Linked DNA regions of Homo sapiens: all the other regions are linked to region 2. A link is a contact called in ENCODE Hi-C data. All regions are on one chromosome and are shown on one strand. The core of a region is the stretch at or near the end of the contact, and the rest is flanking DNA. Distances in the headings are between cores, read along the strand shown. Region 1 holds the start of PGM1 (phosphoglucomutase 1). Region 2 holds the start of SERBP1 (SERPINE1 mRNA binding protein 1). Region 3 holds the start of ALG6 (ALG6 alpha-1,3-glucosyltransferase). Region 4 holds the start of EFCAB7 (EF-hand calcium binding domain 7).

Evidence for each region. Hi-C counts contacts between places; a loop is a spot of excess contacts on that map. Pooled maps may share reads with other maps.
Region 1: a pooled map shows a loop between it and region 2 (16-fold over the local background). The contact joins the promoter of PGM1 here to the promoter of SERBP1 in region 2. A Hi-C loop is called at or near these places in 8 of 50 pooled maps.
Region 3: a loop to region 2 is called in a map of B cell, with 18 times the contacts of the local background. The contact joins the promoter of ALG6 here to the promoter of SERBP1 in region 2. A Hi-C loop is called at or near these places in 3 of 168 maps with a recorded cell type or tissue (B cell, CD4-positive, alpha-beta T cell and naive thymus-derived CD4-positive, alpha-beta T cell) and 8 of 50 pooled maps.
Region 4: a map of CD8-positive, alpha-beta T cell shows a loop between it and region 2 (10-fold over the local background). The contact joins the promoter of EFCAB7 here to the promoter of SERBP1 in region 2. A Hi-C loop is called at or near these places in 2 of 168 maps with a recorded cell type or tissue (both CD8-positive, alpha-beta T cell), 1 of 37 single-sample maps with no recorded cell type and 8 of 50 pooled maps.

What each region holds. Positions count from the first base shown.
Region 1 is chr1:63,587,024-63,594,660 of GRCh38, reverse strand. PGM1 (phosphoglucomutase 1) reads right to left here and starts at 1,250. Exons shown (of 11, transcript NM_002633.3): 1 at 927-1,250. The coding sequence starts at 1,172. RefSeq lists enhancers at 214-273, 974-1,263 and a silencer at 634-933.
Region 2 is chr1:67,427,516-67,434,132 of GRCh38, reverse strand. SERBP1 (SERPINE1 mRNA binding protein 1) reads left to right here and starts at 3,731. Exons shown (of 8, transcript NM_001018069.2): 1 at 3,731-4,145. The coding sequence starts at 3,833. RefSeq lists enhancers at 3,080-3,259, 3,290-3,369, 3,580-3,849, 3,287-3,922, 4,558-5,194.
Region 3 is chr1:63,365,484-63,372,337 of GRCh38, reverse strand. ALG6 (ALG6 alpha-1,3-glucosyltransferase) reads right to left here and starts at 4,711. Exons shown (of 15, transcript NM_013339.4): 1 at 4,651-4,711; 2 at 1,279-1,567. The coding sequence starts at 1,360. RefSeq lists enhancers at 4,142-4,251, 5,112-5,251 and a silencer at 4,432-4,911.
Region 4 is chr1:63,518,424-63,525,601 of GRCh38, reverse strand. It overlaps EFCAB7 (EF-hand calcium binding domain 7), which reads right to left and starts at 2,077. Exons shown (of 14, transcript NM_032437.4): 1 at 1,968-2,077; 2 at 1-30. The coding sequence starts at 29. ITGB3BP (integrin subunit beta 3 binding protein) reads left to right here and starts at 2,377. Exons shown (of 9, transcript NM_014288.5): 1 at 2,377-2,473. The coding sequence starts at 2,469. RefSeq lists enhancers at 2,114-2,193, 2,355-2,978.

The sequences.
Region 1 (7,637 bases), core at 1-2,500, 3.8 Mb after region 2:
CCCACATTTCCATATATCAGATTTACTGAAAAACTTTTTTTTTTTAATTTCCCCTATCCGAGTGGACCCGCCCAATCAAGTCAGTTAACTTTCCTTGGCCGGGGGCGGAACCAAGGTGTTGCGGTAATTTCCTGGCCTGCCACGACTGCTTGCTTGCGTAAGGGCGTCTTTGGGTATGTTGCCATTCTAATGAAAATTCAGCTCCAGCCCCGTCGGTGGAACAGATCCCGGGCACCACTGGGCAGAGACTAGATGTTTCAAACGCCTGCCCCCCAGCAAGCAGGCCGCGCAAAGGGCAGGAGTTCGGAACCAAGGCAAACTAGGGGGCGGGGAGAAAAGATTGGCACCCGCCTGCTGAGATCTGCCAACCTGACGCCCCAGGGGGATGGGTGCTCTCGCCACCCTTGCCCCACAGTGTCGGGCTCCGAGCCAGCGGGAAGCGCCAGTCCTAGCCGAGAATAGCAGAGGAGCGGGCGGGATGCGAGGGGGCTCTGGGCGAGGCGGCGGCAGTCTAACCTTTCCTGCTTAAGGCGACAGCACTCTGCGCCGTAATCGTATCTTCCAAGGCTGCAAGGTTAGGGCAAATGTCAGACGCCTCGGGAGGGGCGGGGGACGGGGAGAGGGAAGGCAGCGGCTAGAGACGGAGAGTCGGGCGTGACCTTGGGAGGCTCCGCGCCCGCACCTCCCGGCGCCCCGGGAGTCAGGCGAGCAGGTCTGCCGGGTCCCGTGGCCACTTTCCCCAGCCCGGCGACCTCCGTCGGGCCTCCAGGCCAGAAGAGCGAGCGCGAAGGAGAGGGAGGAGCGGGAGGTGGAAACCGAGGCGGCAGCGCGCGGAAGCGGCCGGCCCCGAGCGAGGGAGGGCGCCGCGGGCCGCACGTCGCACACGCGCCAGGGTGCACAGCGGCGCGGGGCCGCGCATCCCTTACCCCGTTGGCGGCAGCGATGCGAGCGATGAGCTGGATGGCCTCCTTCATGTAGAACCGGCCGTCCCCGCCCACCACCAGCGTGGCCTCCTGCCGCTGCGCCGGCTCCACGGTGGAGATGATACTCTGGATGAAGTTCTCCGCGTAGTTGGCGCTGCTCTGGAACACCTTCACCCGCTTCCGCAGCCCGCTCGTGCCCGGCTTCTGGTCCTGGTACGCCTGGGTCTTAACTGTCACGATCTTCACCATGGTGGCGACTTGCTGCCGGGGGTCAGAGCGGCGGACTTGGCTGGCGGAGGGGCGGCCGGCTGAGGCTGCAGCTGCTCTGGGGTGAGGGCACGGCGGGTGGGGGCTACGCCGCACTCTAGGCCGGCGTTTGGCCCTCCTCCTTAAAGGGACAGGGGACAGGGCCCTCCCTCCGCGCCAGCCCACCTCCTGGCAGGTCCGGCGGGAGGGGAAAGGGGAGCGCCGGTCTCTAGGCCTCCTGTGAAATGGGTGGAGCCTTACTGATTTACTCTCCCCTTCGGAATCCTATCCACTGTAAAAAGAGGCCCGCAACTCCTCCTCTAAGTGTTGGGGCAGAGGTTGGGGTAGGAACCCGGTCATAGGGCAAGGACGTGAGGCAGGGTGGAAAAAAGTACAGGGTAGAATGATTTCCAGTGGTTTGGCGAATGCATCGTGTGTAAATAGCTTTCTGGAAACCTGTTGGGAGGGTCAGAAGTGCCAGCCCCAGCTCGATTTCATGAGTCGTAATTCTTTCTATTTCTCCCTAAATGTGAGGGCATTTGAGTTCCGTAAAGGAGTCGACTCCAAATGTTTCCTGCTGCACCACACACTTGACTACCATTGGTGACGGTGACTTAGCTATGACTTGCTGAGTGTAGCGTTTCTAAACCTTACTAAACTCTGGGTTTTATTTTTCCCCTTTTTATGCTTACAAAACTGAAATTCAAAGAATAAAATGCCTTGTCTCATTGCCACACAGCTAAGTCCATGCGGGAGGCCAATTCAGGTGGTCTGGCTCCAAAACCAGGGCTCTTCCCATGATTTGCCCGCTGTGACACCAGGTTGGCAACTAGGAAATGTACAAGCAGGACTTGACAAATGTAGGAGCAAATATATGGTAAGGATAAGTATGAACACCATCAAAATTAGCCAGTTACTCATGTAATAGAAATAAAGTGAGGAGATCAACAAACAAGGACTGACATGGCTGGAAAAGTTTCACGGGGGATAGCAAGGTCAACCAAGGGGATTTGATTATTAAGTAGGAATCTTCAGTCTTTCTTGCTTTTCGGTTTAGTATCTCCCTTAATTTGATGAGAGTGATTGTCTCCTCTGTTCAAGAAACCTGTCATTTTGGTAAAGTGGCAAAAAACTTGGCTTTACAAGGTGTGTGCTCTTGGGAAAGTTAGTTAATGTCCGTGGGCATCAATTTCCTTACTGTAAAATAAACATATCACCTACTTTGGAATATTTTTGCAAGATTTAATGGGGTTTTGTATGTCAGAAATTCTCAGTCATGGATACACAGTAGAATCCTACTGTGACCCATGCTCACAGTAGAATTACTTGAGGTGGTTTCTAAATGACCCAGTCCAAACAAATTCAATCATAATCAGCTGTTAGAAGTAAATCATCTAGCCTGGTGCCTGAAACATAGAGGCCTTCAAAAATATTAGCTCCCCTTCCCCAATTCCAAAACCAGAGCATATCATTCACCTGTGAATTATATTCTTTTGGTAGTTAATTGGTATGTCTTGATCAAGCAGGGAGGCGAACAGACCCATAAGAGTGCAGACTCTCACAAACCAAGTGTTGATATACATGCTCATATAGTACATGCTATGTAGATACAGTGTGTTGATGTAGTCACTATAGATGAGTTTCGGTGGCAAATATTATGTGAAAACGGAACCCTGGACTGCTAGTAATGAGTTCTAATATTTGCACAGGAGTTTACAGAGCAGTGTAATCTTGTGAATTAAATAATATAATCAAGCCCATTTTATAGACGAGAGAATTGAGGATTGGATGGTGAATGTAATCAAGGTTATCTAACTCCACAAAATGAAAATATAGCATAGATTCACTGAGCCTTCAAAATACCTACCTTAGAGTTGTATGGTTTAGATAGAGAATATACAGCTCCTACCACAGTGCTAATAAGTAAGTCATCAATAAATGATAACTTGTAAAGTCACGGGCCCAAATTCAGATCTCATGCCCTTTCTATATTCTTCAGTATCTTTGGAAATATGATGGAGCTTTTCATTTAAGAGGAATTGATCTATACTTCTCTCACCCCAGAAGTTGTAACAATTAGCTTTAACTGCATAACACACCAGTCTAAATCTGAGTGGCTTAAGACAACCCCCATTCATGATTATAGTTCATGATTCTATGAGTTAACTGGCAGTTCTGCTGTTCTGGACAGGGTTACTGTGGCCCCTTATACAGACCTAACATGATCCCCATGTTCCTTGCCTCCTGATAATCATGCCTTTATGCAATCCCCTTGTATTACAGATTGAGTATCCCTTATCCGAAATGTTTGGTACCAGAAATGTTTCAGATTTTAGATTGTTCCGGATTTTGGAATGTTTGCATTACAATGGTTGTGCATCCCAAATCCAAAAATCCCAAATTCAGAATGTTCCAATGAGCACTTCCTTTGAGTGTCATGTTGGCACTCAAAAAGTTTTGGATTTTGGAGCATTTTGGGTTTGGGATTTTTGGATTTGGGATACTCAACCCGTACTTTTCTACTGCTGTATGACAAATTACCACAAACTCAACAGCTGAAAACAACACCCATTTATGATGTCACAATTCTATAGATAAGAAGTCCCAATTCTATAGATCAAAAGGTTTGGCCAGGTTCAATCCTGGTAATCACGGATATATAACAGCTTATAAACATCAAGGAGAAAGTATTTTGACCTTCATTAAATTCTTTTTAAGGCAAGCATACCTGTTTAAACTGATTTGTCTATAGCCAGTTGGTTTAATTTCATTGAATTCTTCCCAGAGCCTCAAGATAAGAACCCACCCAAGCTTGGTGCGTTCTTATCTGGAGCCTCTGGGAAGAACACCTTGATTTGAAGTCAAGAGCCAAGCTGGCTTCTTATCTGGAGGCTCTGGGAAGAATTTCTTTCAAGTGTTAAAGATAAATAAAAATAGAGGCTCCAGTTTAGATATTTTAAGTCCAACCACCCATAGCCAGGTAGCCAAAACTTAAGTCATCCTTATTTCCCTGAAACACTTGCTCTAGACATAAACAAAACACAAAATGTCCTTGACAGTGTGAGTCAATGAAATTAAACCAATCAGCTATAGACAAATCAGCTTAACAGCTCTACTCGCCTTAAAAAGAATGTAACGAAGGTCAAAATACTTCTTCCTCAATGTTTATAAGCTGTACTGTAACTGCTGTGAGCTGGGCTTCTTGCCACTTTTGGTTAGATGTCTTCCAGTTTGTAAACTGTTCTTTGTATGCATGCTAAACTTTTAAAAATTTTTAAAGTTTGATCTGATTTTAACACAGCGCATTCAGATTGCTGGCAGGATCTATTTCCTTGCAGTTGTAGGATTGAGGTCCCCATTTCTTAGATTAGACCTACCTGGATAATCTCCCTTTGTAACGTGTTCATAGGAGTAATGTATCATCGTATTCACAGGTTCTACCCACGTTCAAAAATTGACTTGCAGAGATTTCCAAGTTGTAGTATTTATGAAAAGCAAGAGAAGGAGTCTTATTCCCCTGTGGGTAGCACTGAAATCGGGAAAGAAGCCATTGGAAATATACCAAGATATGCAACAATGATTACCACTGAGTTGCAAGATAGGGCAATGTTTATTTTCTTTATATTTTATCTGGATTTTCCAGGTTTTCTATAGGGAATTTGTATTATTTTTAAAATGATAAGTACATATTATGTATTTTCCTTTTCTTTGAAATACCTTTTAAGTGGTAATCCTTACTTTTTTTTTTTTTTTTTTTTTTTTGGAGACAGTCTCACTCCATCACCCAGGCTGGAGTGCAGTGGCACGATCTTGGCTCACTTCCACCTCCACCTCTGGGGTTCAAGCAATGCTCGTGTCTCAGCCTCCCAAGTAGTTGGAATTACAGGCACATGCCACTATGCCCAGCTAATTTTTGTATTTTTAGTAGAGATGGCGTTTCGCCATGTTGGCCATGCTGGTCTGGAACTCCTGACCTCAAGTGATCTGCCTTCCTCGGCCTCCCAAAGTGCTGCAATTACAGACATGAGCCGCCACACCCGGCCCTCATTATTTCATTAATGAATTATTCTTTACCATTTAGATGTATTCGTTCGTGTATTGATTCATTAACTCTATAAATATGTTTTGAACTTGTACTAAATGACAGCTCTTTGAAAGGTGTTTGATGAATAAGACAAAATAGTCTCGGCCGGGCGCGGTGGCTCACGCCTATAATCCTAGCACTTTGGGAGGCCAAGGTGGGCGGATCATGAGGTCAGGAGATCGAGATCATCCTGGCTAACAGGGTAAAAACCCATCTCTACTAAAAATACAAAAAATTAGCCAGGTGTCGTGGCAGGTGCCTGTAGTCCCAGCTACTCAGGAGGCTGAGGCAGGAGGATGGCGTGAACCCGGGAGGCGGATCTTGCAGTGAGCCAGGATCGCACCACTGCACTCCAGCCTGGGCAACAGAGCGAGACTCCGTCTCAAAAAAAAAAAAAAAGCAAAATAGTCTCTGGTCTCACAGATCTTGCAATATGTTGCAGGAGACAGATACTGAATAATAAATCATAATTGTGATAAGTGCAACAAAGAAGTATAGGTGCTGTTAGATTGTAAATAGAAGGATCTATCATTGGAGAGAGTCATGGACAATATCCTGGAGAAAGTGCTATGTAAGCTGAGGGATAAAACAATGAGTAATAGTACCTGGCCAGGTGAAAAGAGAGGAGGAGCATTTCATTCCAGAAAGAACGTTAAGGGAAGTTTAAAGTAAGAAGGAATCTAGTGTCATCAATAACTTGAAAAAAGACAGTTAGTGTAACTGGAGTATAAAAACCTCGGGGTGGAATGGTAGGTCTGATCATATTGGGCCTTGTAGGGGATGTCAGGTGTTGAGATCTTTATCATAACAGCAGTGAACAAACAAAAGCATTTTGTTTTCATTGTGGCAAGACATACGTAATGAAATTTACCATTTTAATGATTTTTAAGTGTACATTCAGTGGCACTAAGTACATTCACATTGTTGTGCAACCATTGTACCATCCATCTCCAGAACATTTTCATCTTCGCAAACTGAAACTCTGTACCCATGAAACAGTAACTCCCCATTCCCTCCTCCCTCCTACCCCTGAAAACCACTATTCTGTCTCTATGAATTTTACTATTCTCAAGTACAATCATATTTATCCTTCATTTGCATTCCAATTGCAATGATTTAAAGAAATGTATTTACTATAGGATAGCAATCTTTGATGACTGCAACAAATAATCAATGGTATGTATGTGAAATTTATAATAAAAAAGATGTATGGAGTTTATAATGAAAATACTGGATGGTGAAGTGGGTGATATAGTGGCATTAACATTTAACAGTTATTAGTTACATGGCTTATATAGAAACCAATTATCAAAGTGAGAAATATTGAAAAGTAATTCATTAACAACATATAGACAAAGCCTTAGCAGGCACCTATTTGGCATACAATAAAAGCATGTATCATGTTATTGTTAAAAACAAAACAGCTCTATATCTATGTATCCTCATCTTCCTGTCTGGTGGTGTCAAGTAATGGTGGAATAATCTATATTGAGGAATATTGAGGATGTCTACAGTTTAGGACTAGAATGTCCTAAACTAGTCTCTAACTAGAGACTAGTCTCTCAGTTAACAGAGCTCTAATAGAGTAAGTCAGTTGTAAATAATCTTCTATAAGAATGTACAGTTATTTGTAACTGGAAAATAATTGACAATTCCATATCAACCCAAATTAATGCTGAACAATATTGCAAATGTCATTTTAGTTCATTTATGCAGTCTAAATCATAGGTTCTTCTTGACTGCAGATTCAGTTTATTAAATCCTGATCTATTTGTAATTTGCTGAAATGACTAGTTCCTACATATGGAAGCAATATGAAACCGATGTCCGTTTGTATCCATAAGTTATTCAGGTGTTTAAAACTTTTACTTGAATAAAAGTTAATAGATATCTGCATGCTGTGATTCTGAAGTTTGTTCCTGTGCCAAAATAATAATAGTTTCTGAATTCATGTTTCAGTGTCAAGTGGTTATTCATGAGGCTATGTGTGAAAAGGATTGATATATGTGATAAATTGGACTTTTTCCTTAGAATTCATTTTTGGAATCTTCTATAAAGGATATCAGTCTGAATTAATTTATATGAATATTTGATATGCAAATATTAATATTTCAAATGGCAAAAGATAAGATTTTTAAAAATACAGATTGTGAAGGACATTTTTCAAGAGATAATGAATGTCTTCATTTTTCCATTTCATCAGTATTCTTGATTCCTTGTTAGATGCTGTGGTAGGTTAAATAATGGCTCCTAAAAGTTATACATTTCCTAATCCCCAGAATCTGTGAGTGTTACCTTATATGGCATAAATGAGTTTGCAGATATAATTAAGAATCTTGAGATGGAAAGATTATCCTGGATTGTCCAAGAGGGCTCTAAATGCA
Region 2 (6,617 bases), core at 2,482-4,981:
TCCTTTTTTTTTTTGAAGAGCATAACACAGAAAAAAAAAAGGAAGTTTAAAACCAAGAAGCCCAACTTTCAAAGTGAGTTTGAGGTGGAAAAAGGAGTGTAACATTTCTATTTTTAGCTCTGATATTCTAACTTTAGCACGAGCCTAGACTTGCAATATTATACTTAGCATTCCATTGTCAGACATAGGGGATTTGTCCTTTTCTTCACAAGGAGCACCTTTAGTGGTTTTGTTTTAAAAATACATTATACATTGAATACGCTAAAAATTAATCTACTTACATTGATGTGATGCCTATATCCTCTGTCCCCAAACTGTTAGAATAGTTTGATTTTGCTACATATGGTAGCAATGTAAAGATGAAGGACTTTTTCCTCTTCCGTGTTACCACTGGGTGCCCAGGCTGTAAGGTCAGACTGCCAGACTCTTTCAGTCAATGTGAATTTGGGAGGGGCACTTAACCTCAGGTTCCCTATCTATAAAAGGGGGATAGAGGTAGTAATACCTTTTACTTCATAATGTCATTCTGAAAATTAAAGGAAATAATGCATGTAAAGTATTTAGTACTTAGCAGTGTCTAGTGCATAATAAATGCTCAAACTGTAGTACAGTAGGCCCAGTGCAGTGGCTCACGCCTGTAATTCCAACACTTTGGGAGGCCAAGATGGGTGGATCACTTGAGGTCAGGTGTTCAAGACCAACCTGGCCAACATGGTGAAACCCTGTCTAAATACAAAATTTCAGCTAAATACAAAAATTTAGCCGGGTGTGGTGGCACAGGCCTGTAATCCCAGCTACTCTGGAGGCTGAGGCAGGAGAATCAACTGAACATGGGTACAAAAAAATGTAGTACAGCAATTGTTAGTCATTGCTACTATTTATAGCAACAATAACGGGGTTGAGATTATCAAGAAATGGATGAAAGCAGATTGTAATGTGGCTGAGAATTGAGTACTGTATTAGCATCCTGAAAGTAAATGAAGGCAGGAAGGAAGGAGATACAATATTGTTTCTCCATTTTGTTAACATTAGGCAACTCTATCAGATATTTAATCATGGTTTTCAGCATTTATTGCTAGAAAATCCTTGTAGATAAGACTGTGAAGTTTCATGAGTATTTTTCAGAGAAGAAGATGTGATTCAAATATTGCTACAGAGAGATGACATTTTAGGCCACATGTCTAGTGATATCGTCTGACACTTGTTGCTTTCATAAATCATTTCTTTAATTTGAATAATAGTGTCTAGGAAATTTCTCTTCCCTTGAGGTTTATTTGGCTGATGTTCTCCTATTGAGAGTAGCAAGAACTTTTAGACATTTTAATATTTAATATTAAGAAATTAATATTTCAATTTTGTAGAATAAAGGAAACATTAGTGAAAATAACTAGTTATAAAATAACGATTGAGAGATGTAAAAGACCACCTTGAGCTTTATTTGTATACTTTAAAAATGGGCTTCAAAACTTTTTGGAAATATAGAAGATTCTCCCCTTTTCTCCAAATGCTTATTCATAACATTTTTATGTAATCTTAATAGGTAAATTCTCTGAAGAGCATAAATGAACCTCATAAATTCATAGCCAGAAAATTCCTCTATGTGTAGCTTATTTTCAAATATTCTTATTGTAATAATGCTTGGTGGTTACGAAGCTCTGTTTGAGCAAACCAGAAATCTGTAATGGAGGAGAAAAATGAATAACAACAGGCCTGCCCCACCCCCCAGATTGTGGCAGGAGTAGTTAACTTACTTAAGCTCTTTGTTTTCATTTTCCTAATCTTAAAACAGGAGCAATAACTTTTTTTTTGCGGGGGGGAGGTATGGAGTAATAACTTTCTTATAGAGTTGATGTAAGGTTTAAAGGAGATCACGTATGTAAAGTGCACCAAGCACACACTAAAACATCACGTTTTAGTATGAATATTGTTACTGTGGCCGTGGCCAGAAAGAGTTAAGAAGAGGAGCTTTCACAGATGTCTCAAAGATGCAGGCAGTCTCAGAGACGCAACAGCCCGTGAAGAGAGAAAATCTGTCAAAATGTGGAGATCTTCTACATTGCACTTGAGCTATTTCAAAAAGGTGGGAAGAGTATGGTCAAAAGCTCCTTGTCTTGGTAGGTGCCACAGAACCAGAGCCTGTGGAAGGGGGGATGAGATAGGGGGTGTGTTTGAGGTTGGGCGTTGTGGGCAGGGTGCAGGACTGAGGCAGCAGGGAAATAAGTGAGGAATAGGGGAGGATTGAGAAACAAGAAAACCAGGAGGCTTGCTGCCCCATGTATGTAATATGACTCGTGTCTTCTATTTTCCCTGCTAAGGAATTGATTTAAAATCTGCTCGGAAATTGATGATTACATTCCGCCATGTTACATATCCTGACACGCAACAATGTTTAAATTATATCGGAAATTTAAAAATTGGACTGCTTTCTATCAGGGCAGTCTGAATTAAAGAGCTGATGTCCAGTCTCCTAGTGGAGATAGAATACTGGGCTAATGCCTGTCACTAGCACTTACAGAGGTGTGAATTTGGTAAATCATTTCATCTCTGAAGTGGTTTCAACATTTGTGAAAAGAGGCAAACTATTTGCCTAACAAAATGTTGAGTTCAAGGTTATTCATAGCTCCTACCAAATAAGCGATGCATTTGCTACTTTGTGTTAATGGAAAAGGACTTAAAAATTATGATATACTTAAACCCGGTGCTACCAAATGTGCTTAAATACGCATTCAAATTGTATTCTTTTAATGAATTTTAATATTCTCAACTAGTATCAATGCTTTGTCATTATTAAGTGTTGACTTCAATATTTCCCTCCCCTCACCGCAACTCCTAGCACACATGCACTCGAAATGTTCTCAAATGATATGTATTGAGCGCATGTGACTAACAACACAGCCACCTAAGCCCTGACTTGCCGGACACGAACGGACGATTAATTGGAATAATTGTAACAGGGTTTCTATAAACAGTGCTTCCTGGAGGCTTGCCCCGCGTCTAGCGCTGCACCGTCAGGAGTTAACCACTCCTACGACACCCGCCGCCACACGGTGAGAAGCCCGGGAAAGACGCGCCACGCTCCCATGTGATAGTTTCACTTGTCTTTTTGGTTAGTTCTGCTACCCTAGTTCATGTCCCCGCGAGAGGAAACGTATTCCCCCTCACATTAGACAGAAGAGCCTCGATTCACCGTGGAGGCTGACGGAGGGCCACTCCAGCAACTGAGCAGCTCGGACTTGGCACAGGCAGGGTCCAGCCTACCCGCGGCCGGCGCGGCGCCTCAGCAACACCCCCTCCCCCGGAAGTTTGTGCGTCTCAGATGTAAGGTCTGGGAGTCACCTTGACCCCCCTGGAGCGGTGGGGAAAGTTAGCCCTGAGCCCGAGGGGGCGTGAGTGAAACCAAAGAGCACTTTCGCGAGTCAGTTACGCCGTCACGGTTTTTTGGTTTCAAGGTAGCTGAAGACCTAGAGAGTTTAAGGGTGGCCAGAGCAGGTGGCAGGACTCCGCCCACCACCACGCTTCCCTTCCTTCAGCCCGCACGCTTCACTCCCCTCATGGGGTCTCGCCTCTCAGGCGCGCGCGAAGAGTTGTCGCGCGGTGCGTCCTGGGAATTGTAGTCCCGACGCGGAGAGTCGCCTCAGGAGAAATGACTCTGGCCTACATACCCCACAGTGCCTTGCGGCGCAGGCCGCTCCCGGATGTGTGCCTGGCGCCGGAAGAGAAGACGGCCCCCCTCTCTCGGCCCGGCCATCTTGTGGGAAGAGCTGAAGCAGGCGCTCTTGGCTCGGCGCGGCCCGCTGCAATCCGTGGAGGAACGCGCCGCCGAGCCACCATCATGCCTGGGCACTTACAGGAAGGCTTCGGCTGCGTGGTCACCAACCGATTCGACCAGTTATTTGACGACGAATCGGACCCCTTCGAGGTGCTGAAGGCAGCAGAGAACAAGAAAAAAGAAGCCGGCGGGGGCGGCGTTGGGGGCCCTGGGGCCAAGAGCGCAGCTCAGGCCGCGGCCCAGACCAACTCCAACGCGGCAGGCAAACAGCTGCGCAAGGAGTCCCAGAAAGACCGCAAGAACCCGCTGCCCCCCAGCGTTGGCGTGGTTGACAAGAAAGAGGAGACGCAGCCGCCCGTGGCGCTTAAGAAAGAAGGTAAAGCAGGGGCAGAATGTGGGGGAGACTGGGATGGAGGGAAGGAGCGAGGGGGCTGCCGGCTGCCACTTGTTTCTGGAGCTCCGAGGGTCCGCGGGAGACTTTGCCGCCTATATCCTCACGTTTCTTCACGCGACAAAAGTCCGGTCCTGCGAAGGTGCCAGGAGCGTGGTAGCCCCAAGTTCAAGCCACCGCCGGCGAGGTTCTCGGAGCCATCCCCTTCCCGCCTCAGGTTGTGAGCAGAGGAGCGTGGTCGGAGATGAGCTGCTCCTCGAGCGCGCTCGAGGTCCTGGGAGGCTGTTGCCTTCCCGCCGGATTCCTTGGCGGGTGAGCGCATGGACTGAGGTGCGGGGAAGCCGGCCCCTCACCGAAGCTTTCCGTAGTTACGGAGGAGCTTGGGGGTCCATCGCTGCTTACTGCGCAGAGCTGCTCCTTTGAGGTGCTGTTGTTTCAGGCTCCTGTCCTGCCGTCTTGTCCCACGACGGCGCGGAGTATCCCCGCTGAAAAGCAGGGGGTCGTTCCAGGCCATCAGACGTGTGGAGTAAGCTGCAGGTTGGGGTGCCGCATGTCCTTTATTTGTTTCTCTTCCACCTCTCAACTGTTAGGACTTTCTCATAACTTGCTGGGGTGAGTTGAGCCGTTGGGAAATGGAGGAGTTTGGCCACACTCGATTAACCAGGAGCGGGAATTATGAATGAAGACTGGTGATTGCAGGACATCCCGAGGAACGTCCTCGAGTCACGATCCTCTCTCTCGACTCCCCAAACTGAATCTTTCACGTGGTGGGGTCTGGGCCTCGTGGGTGAAGTGAGTGCAGAGGCTGTCACAGCGTTAGTCGCAGCAGAGCTCTTTAGAGTTCGCAGTTTTTTTTTTCCACCACATGTGCGTGAAGCATGGTCAGAGTTTCACTGGCGGTTAATAGTTGTTTCTAGGGCACTGTGAGTTTCACAGGATTGTCTTGATTTTTGCATTCGCTTTACCAGTTTGTTGCGGATGAAAAAAAAGAGCAAGCAGTTTGGAGATAAGAACGTGCATGATCAATAGCAAGCAGGTGTTGGACCTAAGGTCTGAATCTTTAAAGCTGCATTTATATGTTGAAAGTTGAAATTACCCCTTCCTGCCACGTGCTTCTCTGAAAGGAGTTGTTTCTCTTTAGCTTTAGTTGAATTCTGTAACAGTGAACTAATTTTAAAAATCAAAACAATTTTCTCGTGGTAGGATTTGTTTTAGGAGGGTTTTTTTTTTTTTTTTTGAGGACTTTTGTGAGGCTCGGAATGAAGAACCTCGGTCCTAGGTGGTGAATAAAAGAAAATAATTAATTCTTGTGGTAAAATTATAGGTTGAGGAAAAATACAGTTGGAGTATTAGAAAGCATGTATATCACTTAGGCCAAGTATCTCTTCAGCCAGTTAAGCTTTATGGCAATCTAGCACAATTAAATAAATCATTTAATTCGTGTGTTAAGTAACGCTGACTTGTGTAATTATTTAAACTATGCTTAAGCTTAAGAAAGTACACGAAAAAGTTGAATCTGACGAATAATGTGTACCAGGTAGATGTGTTCACTCATTTTGAATGTTCAAAACATGAAGCATGGTTTAAATGCCTGAGTTATTTTGATCATGAAGCCCATCTATGAAATAAGCTCTTACCTGAAAAGTAGTATTTTAAGTTAACAAATGTGGGGAATGATTTCATGAAGTTAGAACCAAGACTTAGGTTCACCGTTCAATGAGTCTTTCCATGGGAAAACTATTCCATGTTAGCAATCAGCATTTTCCTTAGGTCAGTATTTCAGAGCACTACTGTTAAGTTGCATAAAATACAAGCATGTAAAATACAGGAAAAGTGTTGAATGGACAATACCCGTTTTGAGATTCTACTGTCCTGATTACTGGGAATAAATCTGTAAACAAAGTCGCTGCATGTAGTAGGAAGGTTAACCTGATTGTGTTCTGTGATTTTGATAACACATTGTGACATAATACTTGACATACTTTAGACAGATATTTAATGTTTATGTTTTATGAATTAATTTTGTACATTCTCTTGCCCATTTGAAGAACTTGAGAATTGACAGCAGAATGTCATTGAGAGTGTAGACCAGGGATTTTCTAAAAAAGAATGAATGCCTTGAAACTAGTGCAGTTAGTGAGCTTGCAAGTTATAGATAAGTATATCAAAAGAAGCTTGCATTTTTAAATGTCAGTCTTTTTCATTAGGTAGGTTTAATACGTTTTTAAGATTCTGTAAACTTGATATTGGGTGGGGACGCCAACTATTGTTCACTTGGGTGTGTTTGGCTTGGATATTATTGCAAGGACTGGTTCCATAACTCCACCCCAGTGCACTTTATTACTGATGACATTTATTTAAATACCTTGGTGTAAGGTCTAATATTTGTAGTCTATCTTGAGTATTTACAGGGAATGAACTTCAAAATTCTATTGAAGAGATTGATAGTTACTGTTT
Region 3 (6,854 bases), core at 3,462-5,961, 4.1 Mb after region 2:
ACTATTAATATTATTGTCTCATTTTTCTCTTTACCTATCTCTTTTTCCTATGACCCTTTTTCACTAACATAAGTTATTTTTCTACAACGAAATAATTTGCCCAGCTAATTGTATAACCTATTCTCTGGTCACTCTCTCCTCATCCTTTTTGTTCCTATGTTTCATGCAACTCAAATACAATACTTATAATAACCATGCTCTGTGACACCATGTCTGTTGCACAAGTTCCTGCACTCTATAATACCTTCTCCACTTCATTTGCCTAGAAAATTCTGACTCATCCTTCAAATCTTGAATGCAAACATCTTTCCTGAAGTTTTCTCTAATGCATCTTGATCATTTACCTCTCTATTAACTCTGTACCTCACACATACTCCTACATTATAATTATCACCCTCTGTTGTGACCATTTAACTATTAAAATGTGGGCCCTCTAGCTGGGTGCGGTGGCTCACGCCTGTAATCCCAGCACTTTGGGAGGCCGAGGCAAGTGGATCACGAGGTCAGGAGTTCGACACCAGCCTGGCCAGCATGGTGAAACCCCGTCTCTACTAAAAATGCAAAAATTAGCTGGGCATGGTCGCGTGCATCTGTAATCCCAGCTACTCGGAAGGTTGAGGTAGAAGAATTGCTTGAACCCGGGAGGCAGAGGTCACAGTGAGCCAAGATTGCGCCACTGAACTCCAGCCTGGGCGACACAGCGAGGCTCCGTATCAAAAAAATAAAATAAAATAAAATAAAATAAAATGTGGGCCCTCTGAGTATTGGCTATTCATCTTGTATTTTTAGAAGCTAGCACAGTGCCGGGAACATGAGACGTGCTAAATAGGTACCTGCAGAGTTACATTTAAGCCAATCCAACACACCAGGACCACACTCCATCAATTCCCCCTCTCTCATTCCCAATTTTATTCTTGTTCACTGATCGCTTCCCTTTAATCCAGTAATATGCTTCTCTACCCTAAACAGACTCCACCCCTCCCTTGAAGTGCTAGCTCATTTTCCTCTTCAATGTTTAATACAGAATCATTTCTCAATTTGTCATCTTACCTGTTAGAACACATTTTTGCTTTCTCACATCACAAAGCGCATGCTTCTATTTAGCTGTTATCCATATTCTTTCTATTAGAACTGGACATTTAAATGTATTTTCTCAACCATATCAAAAAGGCCTGAAATTCTTCTCTGTACTGGTCAGAAAATGGTAAACTTTTCCCCAAACAAACACCTATTCAAAGGAAAATTTCGTTTTTTTTTTAACCAGTAAAAATGTATTACCTGAATAAGAATTAAGAGACACTGTCCATCGTACTGTTAGTCCTATTAAAACCACTACTGTCATCAAGTACCATTTCTCCATAGTTCTTCAAATTTAGGGAGGGGAAGAAAACACAGCACCAGTGCCAGAGTACTTTTAAAACGTGGTCAATCACTTCTTTTCTTGTTCAGAGAAATGTTATCACTTCTTGAAATGTTATCGATTCTTCGCAATTAGGAGTTTGAGAGAATTTTAATGATGCTTGGTTTCCAAATAGTCAAAACTTGATTATGTCTATGTAGAAGTATCCTAAGGGGAAAAAAAAAGATATCAAGATTCAGCTGAGTACAGTACCTACAACAATGAACCCAGTAAACCAAGTAGAAGGATAGAGAATTCGAGGGGAGGGGTAGTGGGAAGGAATGTGAAGGAAACGTGGTATTTTAAGTTCCTTATTCCCTAGTCCTTTAGTTGGGAATATACATCAAAAGGTGGATCTCCCTATTAAATGGGACTCAATACATCTAAAGATATAGTAAAGATTTACTCTCACAAGGGAATATTTCTGAGAAAAGAAAAACAACACATATGTAGATAATGACACAGTCAATTCTATTTAGAACACATTCACCTACAGGTAAATATAAAACCACAACCGTAGACAAAGGCATGATTTATCTTTGGTACAGCGAGAAAGAGGAATCTTGTCTTTGTATTTAGTTTGGGAAAGTCTTCCAATAAACAATTTATCTAGTTTGGTTTTTACTTTTCTTCCAAAATATACTTGCATTAACCACACCAACTTTCCATCTTAGAGAAATGAGCCTTTTTAAGAATCATTAAGAATAATCCCAAATCGTGAGAAAAAAATACAAAAGCAGTAAAACTCAATTAACCACTTACTTTTTTTTTTTTTTTACAGTTTTCCTTAGGTTGGGGTTTTAAAGTAAGAAGCAAATTGATGCCGGTTGCGGTGGCTCACGCCTGTAATCCCAGCACTTTGGGAAGCCGAGGTGGGCAGATCACCTGAGGTCAGGAGTTCAAGACCAGCCTGACCAACATGGTGAAACCCCATCTCTACTAAAAATACAAAATTAGCCAGGTATGGTGGCGCTCGCCTGTGATCCCAGCTATTTGGAAGGCTGAGGCAGGAGAATCGCTTCAACCCAGGAGGTGAAGGTTGCAGTGAGCCGAGATCGCACCATTGCACTCCAGCCTGGGCAACAAGAGCGAAACTCCATCTCAAACAAAAAAAAATAAAAAGCAAATCGACAAAATTGACATTTTCCTCTTCTCTTTGAAAAATGTTGGACCATTTTAACCACAGGATACACTTTAAATATATTCAGAAAATATAATAAATCAACTAAAAAATTTAGGGCAAAATTGGTACATTCCACCTAATGATCTAAAATTATTTTATTTTATTTGTTTTTTTTTCTTTTTTTTTGAGATGGAGCTTTGCTCTTGTTGCCCAGGCTGGAGTACAATGGCACAATATCGGCTCACCGCAACCTCTGCCTCCTGGGTTCAAGCGATTGTCTTCCCTCAGCCTCCCAGGTAGTTGGGATTACAGGCACCCACCACCACGCCTGGCTAATTTTTGTATTGTTAGTAGAGACGGGGTTTCACCAGATTGGCCAGGCTGATCTTGAACTCCTGACCTCAGGTGATCCACCCTCCTTGGTCTCCCAAAGTGCTGGGATTACAGGCGTGAGCCACTGCACCCGGCCCTAATTATTTTCTTATTTAAAATAAAAACATCACGGGATAACTCCAGAACTGATTGGAATGGCTAATCTTTTGTCATTGATGCCAAATCTCAAATCATCCCCTCAGAAAGATCATCCCTGACTATCCTACTAAAGCTTCCTCCCCTTACTGTTTGTATCATTACCTTCAATTTGCTTCCTAATTCTTTTCACTAACAGGATTTGTATTTTCACATGACATGGTGCAATCTCACACACATAATTTTCAGTATAAATGCTGGACACCAAAGAATACATATCATATGGTTCCATGAAAGGTTCATAAATAGGCAAAACTAATCTATGGTGTTAAAAATCAGGAAAGAGGTTACCTTTGGGGAGGAAAGAAGGGATGGTGGTTGGGAGGGGTGCCCAGAGAGGTGTTCTGAAATGCTGTGAATCTTCCTTCTTGATTTGAGTAGTGGTTAGGAAATGTGTTGACTTTAGGATAAATTAACAAGTTACAACTTATAATTTGCGTACAGTATTTTTCTATATGGTATATTCCAATTTAAAAAGCATAAAAGGGGCTGGGCGCAGTGGTTCACCCCTGTAATCCCAGCACTTTGGGAGGCCGAGGCAGGTGGATCACCTGAGGTCAGGAGTTCGAGACCAGCCTGGTCAACATGGTGAAACCCCATCTCTACTAAAAATACAAAAATTAGCTGGGCGTGGTGGTGCGTTCCTGTAATCCCAGCTACTCGTGAGGCTGAGGCAGGAAAATCGCTCGAACCCGGGAGGCAGAGGTTGCAGTGAGCCAAGATCGTGCCACTGCACTCCAGCCTGGGCGACAGAGCAAGACTCTGTCTCAATTAAAAAAAAAAAAAGTGTAAAAGGAAATTACTTGGATGTGTTGACTAAAGGCTCCCTGTGAGCAGGGATCCTCCTGTCTTAGTCGTTGCTCTCTGTTCCCCACTTGTAGAACAGTGTTAGCAGAAGGCAGGTACCCAAGAAGTATTTGCTGAATGGAGCTGTGTGCGTCTGTGTGTACGAAGCGGGGAGGTACCCTAATTTTACTGAGCCCTGTGTGGTTAAAGATATTATGCGAGGCTTTTAACGACTCTCTTCTGCTTAAACCAGAAAAAGGGTTATTTGCGACTTTTTCCACCTGTAAATCAGAAAACAGTAATTTTCTAACCCATCCACTGGCCACGAAGTTGCTAGGCAGGCAGTAGATGCGCTTTTCGTCCTCCTTTGCCCTGACGGTGCATCTCGACAAATGCCAAGCCCGCCGTCCCCATCCCAGAACCGACTTTGCTCCTTTTAGTCTGAAAGGTCCTTCCACCGCAGTGGACACAACACCGGGGAGTGCAGCTATCCCGGGCGTGTATATGGGGCGAAAGGGATCCCTTCTCGCGTTTCTCCGCCCCTCCTCTTGAGGGCCAGGCCCTCAGAACCGCAAGGACAAGGGTGCCAGGACCGCCCCAGCCTGCAAGTGCCACCACTATCACCGCGTCCCCTCACCCGACCCACAAGCGACCCTGCAGGAAGGGCTGGGGAGGCCTCGCGTCGCGTCCCTGGGAGTGGAGCGGAGCTGGGAGACGGGTCGCCAGCTCTGCGCCGGCTCGTGGCGCGTCCGAGCCCCCGGCACCTCCCCACACTGGCCTGGGGTCCGGAACCTCCGGGATCCCATGCTCTTACCCCGCCGCCCGCCGGCCGCTGGGATTCGCGCCTGCCGTGGGTCCCAGGAAGGCGCATGCGCGCTCGCCCCCGCGGCGGACTGCCCCTCCGGCCTTCCGCCTCCGTGTGCCCGCGCACCACCCGCGCGCCCGGTGCGGGAGCGAGCCCGTCGAGCGTGAGGGGAGGGGCGGGCAACCTGGCCTGGACAGGAGGCGGCCGGCTTAGGAGGCGGGGCAAGAGCCGATGGAACCCGAGAGGTCCCCAGCCCCGGGTTAGGCTAGGGGCAGGTGGAAAGCCCCTTGCTCTTCTTTCCTGGGATCGTGGCCAAGGCCGGAGCGGCTGCTTAGCCAACGGATTCCTGTCAGGGGCGGGCCCTGGCTTGCTGCACTGAGCAGAGAGCCTTGGCCGGTCCTCACCACCTCTGGGCCTGTGCCCTCGAGGAGCCAGAAAGCCAACCTGCTTCACTTTCTTCTAGCCACATGCCTGCGAAGAAGAAGACTGGGCAGCCCCCTAAAGTAAGAAACATTGAACATCCAACCATTTGCGAGAGCCTGTGCGTTGTGCAAAAGGACAGCCCTGCCCTCGAGTAGCCACTACACGTGCCCCAGCGGGCAGCTTGAATCACCTGGTCCCAAACTTGCCAAAAATACCTATCTAGTAAGTTAGTAAGACCTGCACACTTTTCCTTTTGCATTGATCCCTTCCTTTCCAGTTCCACTATTTCCATCTCAGTCTAGGCTTCTGTCCAATCACGCATGGACGGCTGTGATGATTTTTACTTGCCTTCCTTTGTTCAGAGAGTGCCCTCATTCCCCACTTCTGAATCTTGCCATTCTACGTAAGCCAACCCCTATAATTTGTAAGTGTTAGCAAATATTTGGCTAGGACTATGGCTTTCTACTGAGTCTGAATAACTTCTCTCTGGGCCTCAGTTTCTTCAACTGTGAAAGAAATCAGTAGGGCTAGGTGAACTTCCAGGTCTAAAATATGATTATATCTAAAAGACCATCAGCACTGGGAATATGGAGAAATATGGCAGGTCCCTGCCCTCAAGGCATTTAATTCTCATTGGAAAGACATTTTTATGCATAAAAGGATAAAAAGCTATAGAAGGAAACACATACTAAATGTTACATTACTTACATATGCACTAAGCACTGTAGGAGTTAGGAGAAGAGGGTTCACTGTAAACTGCAAACCATCAGGAAATGCTTTTCCTGGAGGAGTCAGCTGAGCTTTGAAGGAAAGCCTGGCTGGATAAGCCCAGAGAATGAGAGTAAGAATCTAGACAAAGGAAATGGTTCAAGCCAAATATTGTGGCAGCTGAAAAGTGTAGAACATTTCCTCTAGTTTAGGTGGTGGGTGATGAAGCTGGAAAGGACTGGTAATTGTAGAGAGCCTTGAATACCAGGCTATGGTGTCTGGAATGTATCCAGTGATCAGTAAGGGGCTATTAAATGACTTTTAGCAGGGAGTCAAGTATACAGTACAGTTACAGTGTTAGAGAAAACTTAAAGTGGTGAAAATGGATCAGATGAATCAGAGGGAGACTATAGCAGTCCACGCATGATTAGACAAGGGCTTGGACTGAGATGGCAATAGTGGAACTGCAAAGGGAGAGATCAATGCAAGAAGAAACATGTACAGGTCTTTTTTTTTTTTTTCTGAGACGCAGTTTCGCTCTTGTTCTCTTGTTGCCCAGGCTGGGGAGCAATGGCACGATCTCGGCTCACCACAACCTCCACCTCCCGGGTTCAAGCAATTCTCCTGCCTCAGCCTCCCGAGTAGCTGGGATTACAGGCATGCACCACCACACCTGGCTAATTTTGTATGTTTAGTAGACATAGGGTTTCTCTGTGTTGGTCAGGCTAGTCTCGAACTCCTGACCTCAGGTGATCTGCCTGCCTCGGCCTCCCAAAGTGCTGGGATTACAGGCGTGAGCTGCTGCACCTGGCCTCGTGTACAGGTCTTAATAGCATACTAGATATGTACAAGTGAAACAAAGGAGAGGGAAGAATCAAGGATGGCTCCCAAGGTTTCAAGTGTGCATTACAGTTCCCAAGAACTGATAGATCTTGGGAAGCCTGGAGAATAATCTGGCTTGGAGGGAAAGATGGTTCATTGTATTGAGTTCACGGTAACATAAAGACAAGAAAGTTGTAATACTCAGGTGTCAGTTATGAATCAGAGCCCAGGAAAGAAATTGGGGTGAAGATAGAGAGATG
Region 4 (7,178 bases), core at 828-3,327, 3.9 Mb after region 2:
GTTGCATCGCTTCGTGGACTGATCGCCATTCTATTGGAAAATAATTTAAAAATGTGTTTGTCAATGTGAGTCACTAAAACACAAATGTCACCATGTCTTTCAAATACAGGGAGGAGAATCAAGATTTTATACATAGAAGAAAATTTATAACATATATGAAAAGATCAAGATATTAAAAGTTTTATATGTGGAAGTAAAAGACGAATACTATAGTTGTATATGGACGTATTATATATTAAACAAGAATAAGCCTTTGGCAGTTAATTTCTAATTTTAGATATATACATATGTATATATATAATTGTTCAAATATGTGATAATAGCCAAAAGAACAAAGATATACACAAGAGAAGAATCACTGAACAAAGGAAGAGCACACATCTATTCTCTCAAAATACGAAAGTCAGATGACAGTCTTCATCAGGTTTTTAAGAGGAGCAAATCAGTTAATACATGTGAAGCATATACAATATTGCTTGACACGTAGTAAGTGCTAAATAAACTGCAGATAATGAGAAACTCCAGAATAATGAGAATCGGGATATGAGTGGTAGTTGACACCCATCTTCCACAGCAGGATCAACAAGATCATTTCATTAACATCTCAATAATGCAGCCCCACATTTCAAATAGCTATATTTTAAAAGTCTTATTTATAGCATTATCATAGTTTTACTGTGTTCCTTTATTAATAACAATATTTGGGGTTTGTATAGCACCTCTGTACATAAGAGCTTAAAGAACTGTCATACATCTTGTCTTATCCCTATTACAGCGGTCAGGTATTTTTTTGTCCGTTTTACAGATGAGGAAATTGAGGGGTAGCAATGTCACCCAGCTAGCAGTAAGTGGCAAAAAGCCGTAAATTTCACGAACAGTTTCTTCTTTGTTAATGTGGATATAGTACTGAACAATGGTTACTATGGGGTATTAGATTCTACTGGTGGTCTAACAGCTTCCAATATTACTCTACCCAGCTTTGACTTCTAAAAATAGATCTCCAACCTAATAAATTGAATATTTCAAGTTCAATAATAAGATAACACAGGTAGGGTCCCCTTCAGGACTCATTGCATTCCTACTCAGGAGGCCTAAATCACTTGCACCTTTTCGAATTATATAGATCATTTACACTTGGGAAAGAAAGATAATAATTGCTTATCATGGATGAAGTACCCTATTTATAATACGCAGGCCGCCTGCCTGACACTTTCATATTACACCAGATTTAGAAGGACCCCACAGGGATGTGGTGTCACAGTCTGGTTACTGCAAATTGGTAATACTATAATTAAGCATCAGAGTTCTAAACACATATGTGTGCATGCATCTCCTCACAAATGTGAAAGAAAACTGTTTCAAGAAGTAAGGGAGAATGAATTTCACTTTGCAATAAGCAATTTTAAAATATAAGTATATTTTAGGATCGTCCTCAAATATTCTTTCCAAACAAGGCAACTCCCTCACATGGAAATCCCAAGGCAGAAATGTGCCAGAATTTTATTCTTTTCCTTTCTGTGACGAGAAACCAAACTAAAGCTTAAATAAACATATAATTGCACCCCCCGCAGGCTTGGAAACCTCCCTTACTTAAAACTCCGGCCCGAGACTGAGACAGGGGCCTAGAGAGTACATTGCAGCAAACGGCTCCATAAATAACCAGCCACACAATAGCAAGAAAAATAAACTGTTAACAAGCGCCTAAGGCTTCTACAGGGCCAAGTGAAAACAGAAAGCCGTCCAGTCACCGTCCCTACACAGTGAAATACCGTCACAGGTAATCTCGGGCACCATCTCTCTATTTTTGTATTCCTCTGGAAATAAAACCGCATTTACATGTACATTTTAGGTACATACATGGACCAAATGTTTATGACAGAGAAGTAGACAAAGCAGAGGAAGGAGAAGCAGCTGCACAGAGAGGGACAGAGGGAGCGAAGAGACAGAGACAGCGAGCTGTTTGCTACCTAATTCTAGCTCACAAACAAGGAAGCGCAGCCAATTCTCTTCGGCGATTCAGCGTTCCTCTCACCGCAGCTGGACAGATCTCGGCCTTTCTCTAATCACCATGGCAACTGCACCTCACCGCCACCGGAAATAAGATGCAGAGCCCTTCTCCAAACGATCCGGCTAGAAATCTAGGAAGCGCTGATCCGGAGCGCACAGAGACAGCTGTGTTGCTCCTCTATCGCGGGGGTGGTATGGCCAGAGTAGTGAGAGAAGGTGCTCTGTTACACCAGCAGGAAATAGGTGCTGTCCTGGGCCTAGAACTCCCCGCTCGCTCCTTTGCTCGCGCACACCCGGATCCTTCGTCGCGGGGAGGATGTTTCCGCCCGGCCGCGGTGGGCTTGACGCAACGTCCAGCGCGCGCTTTTCATGCCTTGGCGTTTCCTTTGGCGGATTTTCTGTTTTCGGAAGTTGCTGGGTTCGTTTTATTCAGCGGCAGTGGTGCTTTCCCGAATCTCAGAATGCCGTAGGTATCTCCTCCCCAGGTATTGCTGTTTTGGGGGCCCTCTGCAAGAAGAGAAGATATTATGTGGCCCAGTAGCCTTTCTCGTTTTCCTATTTTTTCGGAGTATGAACTTGTCTCCTCTGTCCACAGGCAATTCCCTTCGCTTGGTACCCTCAACTCTACGTCTCCTCCAGCGGTACTCATACGATAGTCCTCCTTCGCTTTCTGTTTCTACGATGCTTTTGACAGATTTCGTAAACTGTGGGCTGTATTTAGGTGATGTCTAACTTGAAATAACATAAATAAGGTTGACACACAGGATGGGACAGAGTAGATGAAAACACGCCTTCGTAGTTTGTCAGTCCCTTGCCTTCATTAATGTGGCGCGTTCGTGTAAACCCGTGGGAGAACTCATGGACTGAGTGGGTCTAGATACCTGGATTCCAGATAAGACTCTTTCACTGTTGGGCAAGTCACTTATCGACCCTGAGCTTCGTTTTTTTTTACTTACACAAATAAGTTTGTACTGCATGATCTCTAAATTCCCATCTATGACCAATAATCTGATTATTGAGAATGACCATAGTGGGAATAGGCATTGTGCTAGATAAGATTCATCTGTTTTTCATATCCTTCATCCATCCTATATTGAGATGCATAAAATAGTTGCTACCCTATAGAAACTTAAAAAAGCCATTAAAGGTTGGGGGAGTGGGGTGGATATCAAACACCTGTAATTTCTCCTTGGCCGTCCTTGTCCTCAGGTTGATTTAGGTACCCCCTCTAGTGTAACCTGTTCCTTAGTTTATTTCAGGATTAAGTAAAATGCAAAGTAACACAGCTGGGGAAATTTTTGTATCAAATAGGAATTGACATGAAAGGGGAAAGCTGTACAGAAATGATAACCTATATTTATTGAATCTTGAATTACAATGTGGGTGCTGTATTAATCAATTTATCTACGTTTTTTCATTGAATCCTAAAATACTTTAGGGGATGGGGGCTGCTATTATCTTTACAGATAAAGAAACCCATCACCTAATAGGGTGTTCAACACAGCTGCCAATAAATGCATGTTTTACTGATGCCCTTAAAAGTTATGGATTATTGAGGAGGTTTTCCTTTCCCCAGAATTAAGCAAAGAGACTTGTTTCCCTACTCTTGCATTAGAAAAATCATCCAGTTCTCAAATAAACAAAGCTGCAAAGATAATGTCACACAATCACACACACAAAATCCCTAAGAATACAGTGAAAACAGAGGTGTATTTGCCAAACAAGTGGTAATACCTCCTGAACTGTGTGTATCTGTGTATAGGAGTGGGGAACCAAAAAACTATGAAAAGTGGAACTTTTTTTTTCTTTTTTTGAGGCAGAGTCTGGCTCTGTTGCCCAGGCTGGAGTGCAGTGCTGTGATCACAGCTCACTGCAGCCTCTACCTCCTGGGCTCCCACATGCCACCATGCCTAATTTTTTTATTTTGTAAAGACAGTGTCTCCCTGTGTTGCCCAGCCTGGTCTTGAAGTCCTGGGCTTAAGTGATCCTTCCACCTCAGCCTCCCAATGTGCTGGGACTATAGGAGTTAGCCACTGTGTCAGGCCTAAAAGTGGACCTTTTTGACAACTGTCTTCCTAACATATGCACACAAGATGTTATATTAGGCTTTTAGATAAGTATATTCTGGTAATAAATACACAACCTTAAAGTTGAGGTTAACATCTCACATATATAGCTAATATATATGTGAAACTAGCAATTACTTTGCTAATTTTCTAAGTTTTAGCAAAGTGATTTAAGACTAAATCAACAGTTAAGTAATGCATAAAACGTAATGGCATGTTAGTAGAGAATCTCCATCATTGTTAGTAAATTAAGTGTTTTTTTTTTTTTTAATGTGGTTACTGGTGAGGTCATAAATGAGTGGTGCAAATAGTTATCTTGGCAAGTTACATATGCAGGTGGATTCATTTTTAAGTGATGTTGAAATGGTGACTATTTGGTATGTATTTGGAAGACTAAATGTGTAATATAACTTACGGGAGGGTGTGATCTATCTTTTTTCTAATTTCTTAGAACCTTGAGCAGAAAAAACTTCAATACAACAATGAGTAGTTGTGAAAATATATATGGTCCAAATGAATCTAAAATAAATAAGAAACAGCAAATGTTCAGTGACAATAGAGCGGATGGATGAATCTTAACATAATGAGTGAAATAACCAATTTGTATGAGACTACATTTGTTATCCTTATAAAACTTAAGAACACGCAAAAATAAGCTACTTATGGTTATATATGTATATGATAAGATTATTGTTAAAAGGCAGAGAAATGATAAATACAGAGAAATGATAAATACAGTTTAATAGATGCCTTTTGGGGGAAGCAAATAGATGCATGTATACCCAGTCATATTGGTAATGATCTAGTTCTTAAATTATGTGGTGAGTTTATGCGTGCTTATTTTCTAATGTTTTATAACTTGCACAGCTTACATTTTTTCATTAGTATCCATTATTCATTAGTATTACATTTATTCATTTAGTATGTACTACTTAAAATGTTTTTTAAAAGGATTTAGAGATTACCTATCTTAAGTCCTCCCTAAGTGTAGCTTTCTCTGCCTTCTCTTTGATCCTTTGGAGGAAACAGATGAATTAGATAAATGCTGCTGTTGGTTTCATTAGGCTAATCATCTTCCCTTCCAATCTTGCTCCTCTTTCTGTGTACATTCTGAAATTAGTGGCACAGTCATTTCTCTATCTAGGTTGAAACCTTCACTTTTTAAAGATTTGAAGTGGAAAAATCATGGACTTTGGAGTAAGACAAACCAGGATTTGAATCTTGAGTCTGTTAACCAGCTGTGTGCTCCTTAGATTGTTACTCAGTGTCCTCATTGATAAAATAGTTGCTCAATAAGTATTTATTAATTGAATGATAAAGTTGCTACTTTGGAAAGATTTCATTCTATGTAGACAGATACATGTCTTTTTAGTAGCTCTTGCTGTAAGTAATCAAATCCCATTCTAGACCTTTTTTCTTCTTCTACCTTTTCTTTATAAAGCTTCCTTTAAAAAGTACCATTTGTTTAGTCTTGCTAATTAGTGTACATCATCATGCTAATTCAGCCAAAGATACTCTCTACCAGAGTTAACTTTATTCTGTTCCAAGCTATGACTGAACTAAAGCTATAAAGTTGGAATAGCATTAGTGTTGTAGAAAAACTATTCGTAACAGTAACAGTGGGGGCCATTCTGCTGCTGTATTTATAGTCTGAGAGTTTTCTGAGAGAACTTTAAAATGTGCTATATTTTTTCCAAGATAAGGGAAAATGAATATAAACATATTCTGGATCTTTATTGTGCCTATATGCTGTAATCATTTTGATGCTACTGCCAGGTACAATGATTTTTATTTTGTGGGTTGATTATAAAGAAGTAGGTGGGTGGAATGATGTGTCAGGCCAAGTAAAAGTTAACCATTAAATAAACATCCTTTGAATTATAGTAGATATTCAAAGTTATATAATTTCTTTTATAAATAAAGTGTCCTGCATTTTAAAAGAAGATTGGTGAAATTTTTAGTACTTGATATAAGAAAAATATGAAATTTAAATGCAATTCTTTCCTGCTTGTAAAAGTCAGTAAAGTCTAATAGAGGAAGGTATAATAGAGCCTTTTTGGCTGAGCGTGGTGGCTCTCACCTGTCTATTTAACTTAGAATTTTTTGACTTCATAATAGTGTGAAAGCAATATGCATTCAGTAGAAACTACTTTAAGTACCCATACAACCATTCTTTTCTTTACTTTCAGCACAATATTCAATAAATTACATGAGATGTTCAACACTTTATTTTAAAAGAGATTTTGGGTTAGATGATTTACCCAACTATAAGTTAATTTAAGAGTTCTCAACATGTTTAAGCTGTGATGTTCAGTAGGTTAAATGTGTGAAATGCATTTTCAACTAACATTTTCAATTTACAATGGGTTTGTTGTAACATAATCCTGTTGTAAGTCAAGGAGCATCTATATATTTTTTGCTTGCAACTTCTTAAAAAGGTGAGAATGTTTAAAGCAAAAATTAAACACTATTATGGGGTTATATGTAGACATAATATATATGATACCAGTGGCACAAAGTGTAGAGGGAGTTGACTATAATGTTGCAAGATTCTTCTCTTTTACATGAAGTAGTACTGTATTATTATAACTCTAGATAGACTGTGGTATGTTAAAAAGGCATACTGTAATCCCCAGAGTAACCTCTGAAAATGCAGAGAGGCATACCTAAAAAACAAATAGAGGAATTGAAATGATATATTTAAAAATAATGTTAATTCAAAAGAAGGCAGGTAAAAAAGAACAAAGGAACAAAAACAGATGGGACAAATAGAAAACAACTATCTAAATGGTAGCCCCAACCAGATAATTACAAGTTTAAGTGCAGTAAAGACATCAGTGAAAAAGGTAGAGAATATTATAAGGCTAGATTTTTTTTTAAAGCAAGTCCTAACTCTTTACTGTCTATAAGCAACAAAGTTGAAAGTTAAAAAAAAAAAAGAAAGAAAAGAAAGGGAAAGGTAGATATAACAGTCTAACAGGAGAGAAACCAAATGATCAATATCCAGAATGAAAGGGTAAATTGTACTTAGATGAAAGAGAACATAAACTATCAATATCCAAAATGAAAGAGCAGAATACCACTAAAGATGCTATAGATATTGAA